Linked DNA regions of Homo sapiens: region 2 is linked to region 1. A link is an interaction called in ENCODE POLR2A ChIA-PET data of the cell type or tissue named here. Cell type or tissue: PC-3. All regions are shown on one strand. Each heading gives the region's core, and the rest is flanking DNA. Links, peaks and the distances in the headings are about the cores only.

Region 1 (2,911 bases), core at 104-2,603:
TCCATCTCAAAAAACAAAAACAAACACATTTCATAAAAACAAAAACAAAAACATACATGTGAGATGTGGAGCCAAAAGACCTTCAACTGTCAAACTGGAAATGACAGTAGTAATAATTATCTCTGCTCAGCCCACCTCACATGCCCATGATGTGAATTAAATGAGATCGCAGATGTGATGGTCCTTTGACTCAGTAAAGGAATGTATTTGTAGGATACAGGCTCTACTACATGTGCAAGAGAGTCCACAAAGAATTACCTGGGCCCCAGGGTCTCCACAGACGCAGGTGGCCCTGCCAGTAAGAAGAGTCCACCACCTTTCTCATCGCCCACAGTTAAGAACAGGAGGGTCTCCTAGGAGGTAAGACAAGGAGATAAGCTCTGATACTGAAGGATGTAGAGTCAACCCCCCAAATCCTGCACTCTCTTCAATCTTAAGAATAGATTATTTCCCCCTAAACCACCAAGTGACGCTCCTGATGAATGATGATACAGCCCCTCCACACTGGCCCACGAGGGCCAAGAAACTTTTTGAGAGCAACTATGGGAACTTAGGTGAAACATTAAGAAGGCAGCAGAAGACTGCTGATCCTGGCTAAGCAGAAAATGCCTTTCATGGTTTCACTCTTGCAAACTTTTCCCCACCACACATCCTTTCCCTGCCACTGCCTAAACCACCAGGTTTCCCTCTGCCTGGCCGCCTCTGCCCCTTGTCTGTCTGATGACCTCTAAGCAGTCTTCAAGGGCCCCTCCCCTGAAACCTCCCTATCCTTCAGGTAATGTGCTCCTCCACCTCTAGCATTCATCACTCTATCATTCTGAATTATAAATGTCGACATACATATTTGTCTCCCAGACTAGAATATGAGCTTCTTGAGAATCAGTTCTGTCTATACAGAAGAATTATGAAAAGAGAGATACACAACGCTTTACCCACAGTAGGCATTCCAAAGAAGGGTTCTGGAGTAAATACAAAAGAGATAGTGGGGCATGGTGGCTCATGCTTGCAGTCCCAACTACTCAGGAGGCTGACGTGGGAGGACTGCTTGAGCCCAGGAGTTCAAGACTGCAGTGAGCCATAATCACGCCACTGTACTCCAGCCTGGGTGACAGAGCAAGACTCTGTCTCTGAAAAAAACAAACAAACAAACAAACAAACAAAAGACCTGGAAATCTCTAGGCTAGAGACCATCAGGAGTGGGAAGAGTAAGTAAAGCCAGAGGAAGAGGAAAATGGACGGGGATGGCTTTCAAAGGGGCTTGCCCACTCCTGTATTTACTTTTTTTTTTTTTTTTTGGAGACAGTCTGTGTTGCCCAGGCTGGAGTGCAGTGGCGCAATCTCGGCTCACTGCAACCTCAGCCTCCAGGGTTCAAGCAATTCTCCTGCCTCAACCTCCCAAGTAGCTGGGTCTACAGGCACCTGCCACCACACCCAGCAAATTTTTGTCTTCTGTTTTGAGACAGAATCTCACTCTGTAGCCCATGCTAGAGTGCTGTGGCACAATCTCAGCTCACTGCAACCTCTGCCTACCAGGCTCAAGAGATTCTCATGCCTCAGCCTCCCGAGTAGCTGGGATTACAGGCGCATGCCACCACGCCTAGCTAATTTTTTGTATTTTAGTAGAGATAGGGTTTTACCATGTTGCCCAGGGTGGTCTCGAACTCCTGAGCTGAGGCAATCCACCCGCCTCAGCCTCCCAAAGTGCTGGAATTACAGGCGTGAGCCACCATGCCTGGCCTGATTTTTCTATTTTTAGTAGAGATGGGGTTTCACCATGTTGGCTAGGCTGGTCTCCTGATCTTAAGTGATCCACCCACCTTGGCCTCCCAAAGTGCTGGGATTACATGCGTGAGCCACCGCGACCAGCCCACTGATATATTTCTAATATTGGATCCCCAGCACACATAAACCTGAATGGCTTTGAGGAGCTAGAGCTCTGATGAAAGGAGCTCAGAAGCTAATAAACATCACAGCCCCAGAGAGAGCAATAACATAGATCTAGCTCAACACCTAAAACAGAGCTTGGCATATAGCTAGTACTAAGAAAACAGTATTGAATGAATGGCTATTTCCTCCTCCTCATGTGTTCATGTGGAGGGACTTTGGCTAAACTAGCGCCCCTCACTTATGTCTCCCTAGGTCTCTATCCAGGCCGGGGTAGAGAATCTCATGCTCCTCTTACCTCTGACCCAATCTCATTGGCAATGATATTCATGAACTCTGAATCACCCTCCTTCCTACAACAAAGGACACAGACATGAGACCCAGGTTGGAGTGGTGGCTGTGAAACTGCAGGAAGCCTGGCCCCTCCTTCTGAGGCTGGCCTTGCTGCCTATGTACACATAAAGTCCCATATCCCTTAGCCAAGAGAGAGTACTGGCTGAAAGCCAGCAAGCTGCCCTTCTCAGCCTCTGCAGTTTGTAATCAACCTCCAGGTTTGTTTCCATCTCCCTTAAATAGGATTCACCAGGATAAGCAGAAATCTGTTAGAGAGTAAAGGAGGTAGGGGACAGTCCTAAAGAAAGATACAGGCTGGACACAGTGGCTCACACCTGTAATCTCAGCACTTTGGGAGGCCAAGGTGGGCAGATTGCTTGAGGTCAGGAGTTCAAAACCAGCCTGGCCAACATGGGGAAACCCCAGCTCTACCAAAAATACAAAAGTTAGCCTGGTGTGGTGGCACATGCCTGTGATCCCCCAGCTACTCGGGAGGCTGAAGCACGAGAACCGCTTGGACCCAGGAGGCACAGGTTACACTGAGCCGAGATCATGCCACTGCACTCCAGACACACTAAGACTCCATCTCAAAAAAAACACAAAAAACAAAAGATACAGAGTTACAGTAAATATGTTAATATCAAACCCAGGAGGCCTGGTATGTAACATATTTCTTTTTTTTTTTATATTTTTG
Region 2 (2,911 bases), core at 143-2,642, 58 kb after region 1:
CGATATTGCGCCACTGCACTCCAGCCTAGGCAACAGAGGGAGACTCCGTCTCAGAAAAGAAAAAAAAATAGAGGGCTGGGCGCGGTGTCTCACACCTGTAATCCCAGCACTTTGGGAGGCTAAGACGGGCAGATCATGAAGTCAGGAGATCGAGACCATCCTGGCTAACACGGTGAAACCCCGTCTCTACTAAAAATACAAAAAAATTAGCCAGGCGTGGTGGCGGGCACCTGTAGTCCCAGCTAATCGGGAGGCTGAGGCAGGAGAATGAAGTGAACTGGGAGGCGAAGCTTGCAGTGAGCAGAGATCGCGCCACTGCACTCCAGCCTGGGCGACAGGGTGAGACTCCGTCCCAAAAAGAAGAAAAAAAAAAAATAGCTGGCATGATGGCACACGCCTGTACTCAGGAGGCTGAGATGAGAGGATTGATTGATTCCAGGAGGTCGAGGCTGCAGTGAGCCATAATGGAGCAATTGCACTCCAGCCTGGGTGGCATTGAGACTTTGTCTCAAAAAACAAAACAAAACAAAAACATGGGTAGATTTGCTGTGGGGGGAAACTTTGTTATGGCTAGAAGCAGTTTACTTTAGAAAGGACATGCTCTTCCCAGTGCGTCAGAGTCCCCACCACTCTCTGTTATCCTACATGGCTCTATTAACTCATTAATGTCATCCAACTGGCCCTTAAAGGCACTGTGTTAGCACTCTCTGAGTTACAGAAATATGAATAACTAATGATCTTTTTCACTATTCATAAACCAGCATAATTTGGTCAAGCTCTAGTATTCTTCTGCTAAAAATAGAACAAACTCACACTGAATTTCTTTGGTGTCCTCTGTAATGTGCTCCTTTACCGTCATTCATTCACTTCATTTCTTCATTCAACACAGTTTTACCGGACACATATTTTGTGCCGGAGATCTTGCTGGACACAAGGAATACAGAGATGGTCAGAACAGAGTCCTATCTTTCCAAGAGATCTCATGCTTCTCTGAGCTGAACTTCTTTATCAGGATTCCTAACCACAGGGTGAACTCTGCTCTATTCCACAAACAAAGGTGCATTTATTGGTATCCCTGGTGTCACTTCCCTGCCTGTGATGTCAGTTCTCTCTCTGGACCCATTCCAGATCACACCCAGCCTAAAAGGTTACTTGGTGTACAGTGGAAAGTGTGACAGTCCAGGGACAAGCTAGAATTGATGGGTAAACTACCTCCCCACTCTGGGCTTCATTTCTTCACTGTAAAGCACAGGTTAGTGGGTGGGCTCTGGAGTCAGACAGCCTAGGGCCAAATGACTTTGGGCAAGTCATTTAACCTCTCTGAGCTTTAATTTCCTCATCTATAAAATAAGGATTGGCCAGGCATTGTGGCTTACACCTGTAATCCTAGCACTTTAGGAGGCCGAGGCGGGCAGATCATCTGAGGTCAGGAGTTTGAGACCAACCTGGCCAACATGGTGAAAACCTGTTTCTACTAAAAATACAAAAATGAGCCAGGTGTGGTGGTGGGTGCCTGTAATCCCAGCTACTTGGGAGGCTGAGGCAGGAGAATTACTTGATCCTGGGAGGTGGAGGCTGCAGTGAGCCAAGATCGCGCCACTGCACCCCAGCCTGGGAGACAGAGCAAGACTCTGTCTCAAAAATAAATAAATAAATAAAAATTAAAAAAATAAATCAATAAAATAAGGATCACAGGATATCTATCTTAGATACCCTGTTGTTCTAAGAATTGAATGAAATAATTCATCAGACGGGCTTAGCACAGTGCCTGGCATATAGTAAGTACTTAGTAAACGTTAGTTAAGAATATGACTGTATGACATTTTGCAACTAGTCTCCCCTCCTCTTGGAGGTGTCCCTAATTGGGTTAACCCCTTTGGGATTGTCCCTCTTCCAAATTCCGGCTGCCCTTCACAGTCAGTCATGTGATCATGTACTCTTGAGCACTGTTTGGCAGGCCTGAGGGTCGTACCCTTATCTTCCACTGCCTGTGTCAGTGCCGAGCACTTTCTAGCAGGAGCTTAATCAGTGTTTGTTGAACTCTAGATCTGTGGTCACGAACAAGTCATGGACGCTGCAAAGGCTCCTGCCCTTTCAAGAGCAGCTGAGATGAGGCCAGCCAAGCCCTGGGTGGAGGGGGCCAAGACCAGCCCAGGGCAGCACAAAGGGGTTGGGTTGTTCTTGAGCTTAGCATCAACTCTGCTTTTGGAGCGTCCAGAATAGGCCCCACTTCCCCTGGGCTTGTTGATTCTCTGGAAGGGCGGGTAGAAGTCTTGTTGTTTCCTTCTGCCCCAACAGGCCCTCCACGCCCTTCAGGAGGAGCAGGCCAGACTCAAGATGAGGCTGTGGGACCTGCAGCAGCTGAGAAAGGAGCTCGGGGACTCCCCCAAAGACAAGGTAAGGTGGGAGATCTGGTGTTGTTTGGTAAAAACGAGCTGGCGAGGCCGGGTGCGGTGGCTCACACCTGTAAACCCAGCACTTTGGTAGGCCAAGGGGGCCTGATCACCTCAGGTCAGGAGTTTGAGACCAGCCTGGCCAACACAGTGAAATCCCATCTCTACTAAAAATACAAAAATTAGGCCGGGCGCAGTGGCTCACGCCTGTAATCCCAGCACTTTGGGAGGCCGAGGCTGGTGGATCACCTGAGGTCAGTTTGAGACCAGCCTGGCCAACAGGGTGAAACCCCGTCTCTACTAAAAATACAAAAATTAGCTGGGTTTGGTGGCACATGCCTGTAATCCCAGCTACTTGGGAGGCTGAGTCCGAATTGCTTGAACCTGGGAAGTGGAGGTTGCAGTGAGCCAAGATCATGCCACTACACTCCAGCTGGGTGACAGAGCAAGACTCCCTTTAAAACAAAGAAACACAAAAAAGAGCTGGGGAGTTCTCGGTTTTATTCCTGGCTCTGCTA

Evidence for each region. ChIA-PET counts read pairs that join two places held together with the same protein. Peaks named below come from ENCODE experiments on the same cell type or tissue, not always from the same donor. Only the 100,000 strongest peaks of a DNase experiment are listed, where the experiment ranks them.
Region 2: POLR2A ChIA-PET joins it to region 1 with 16 read pairs; 28 of 35 experiments call an interaction of 5 or more read pairs at or near these places.

Annotation. Positions count from the first base shown.
Region 1 is chr17:42,951,542-42,954,452 of GRCh38, forward strand. PTGES3L-AARSD1 (PTGES3L-AARSD1 readthrough) reads right to left here. Exons shown (of 17, transcript NM_001136042.2): 15 at 2,183-2,237; 16 at 259-353. AARSD1 (alanyl-tRNA synthetase domain containing 1) reads right to left here. Exons shown (of 12, transcript NM_001261434.2): 10 at 2,183-2,237; 11 at 259-353. Among named protein-coding and RNA genes, the nearest start is that of AARSD1, 11 kb to the right of the region's middle. In PC-3, for the core only: no CTCF peak of the experiment used is centred there; no DNase peak of the experiment used is centred there.
Region 2 is chr17:43,009,881-43,012,791 of GRCh38, forward strand. It overlaps IFI35 (interferon induced protein 35), which reads left to right. Exons shown (of 7, transcript NM_001330230.2): 2 at 2,299-2,397. Among named protein-coding and RNA genes, the nearest start is that of IFI35, 4.6 kb to the left of the region's middle. In PC-3, for the core only: no CTCF peak of the experiment used is centred there; a DNase peak (open chromatin) is centred at 1,101; H3K4me3 peaks cover 500 bases; H3K27ac peaks cover 2,154 bases.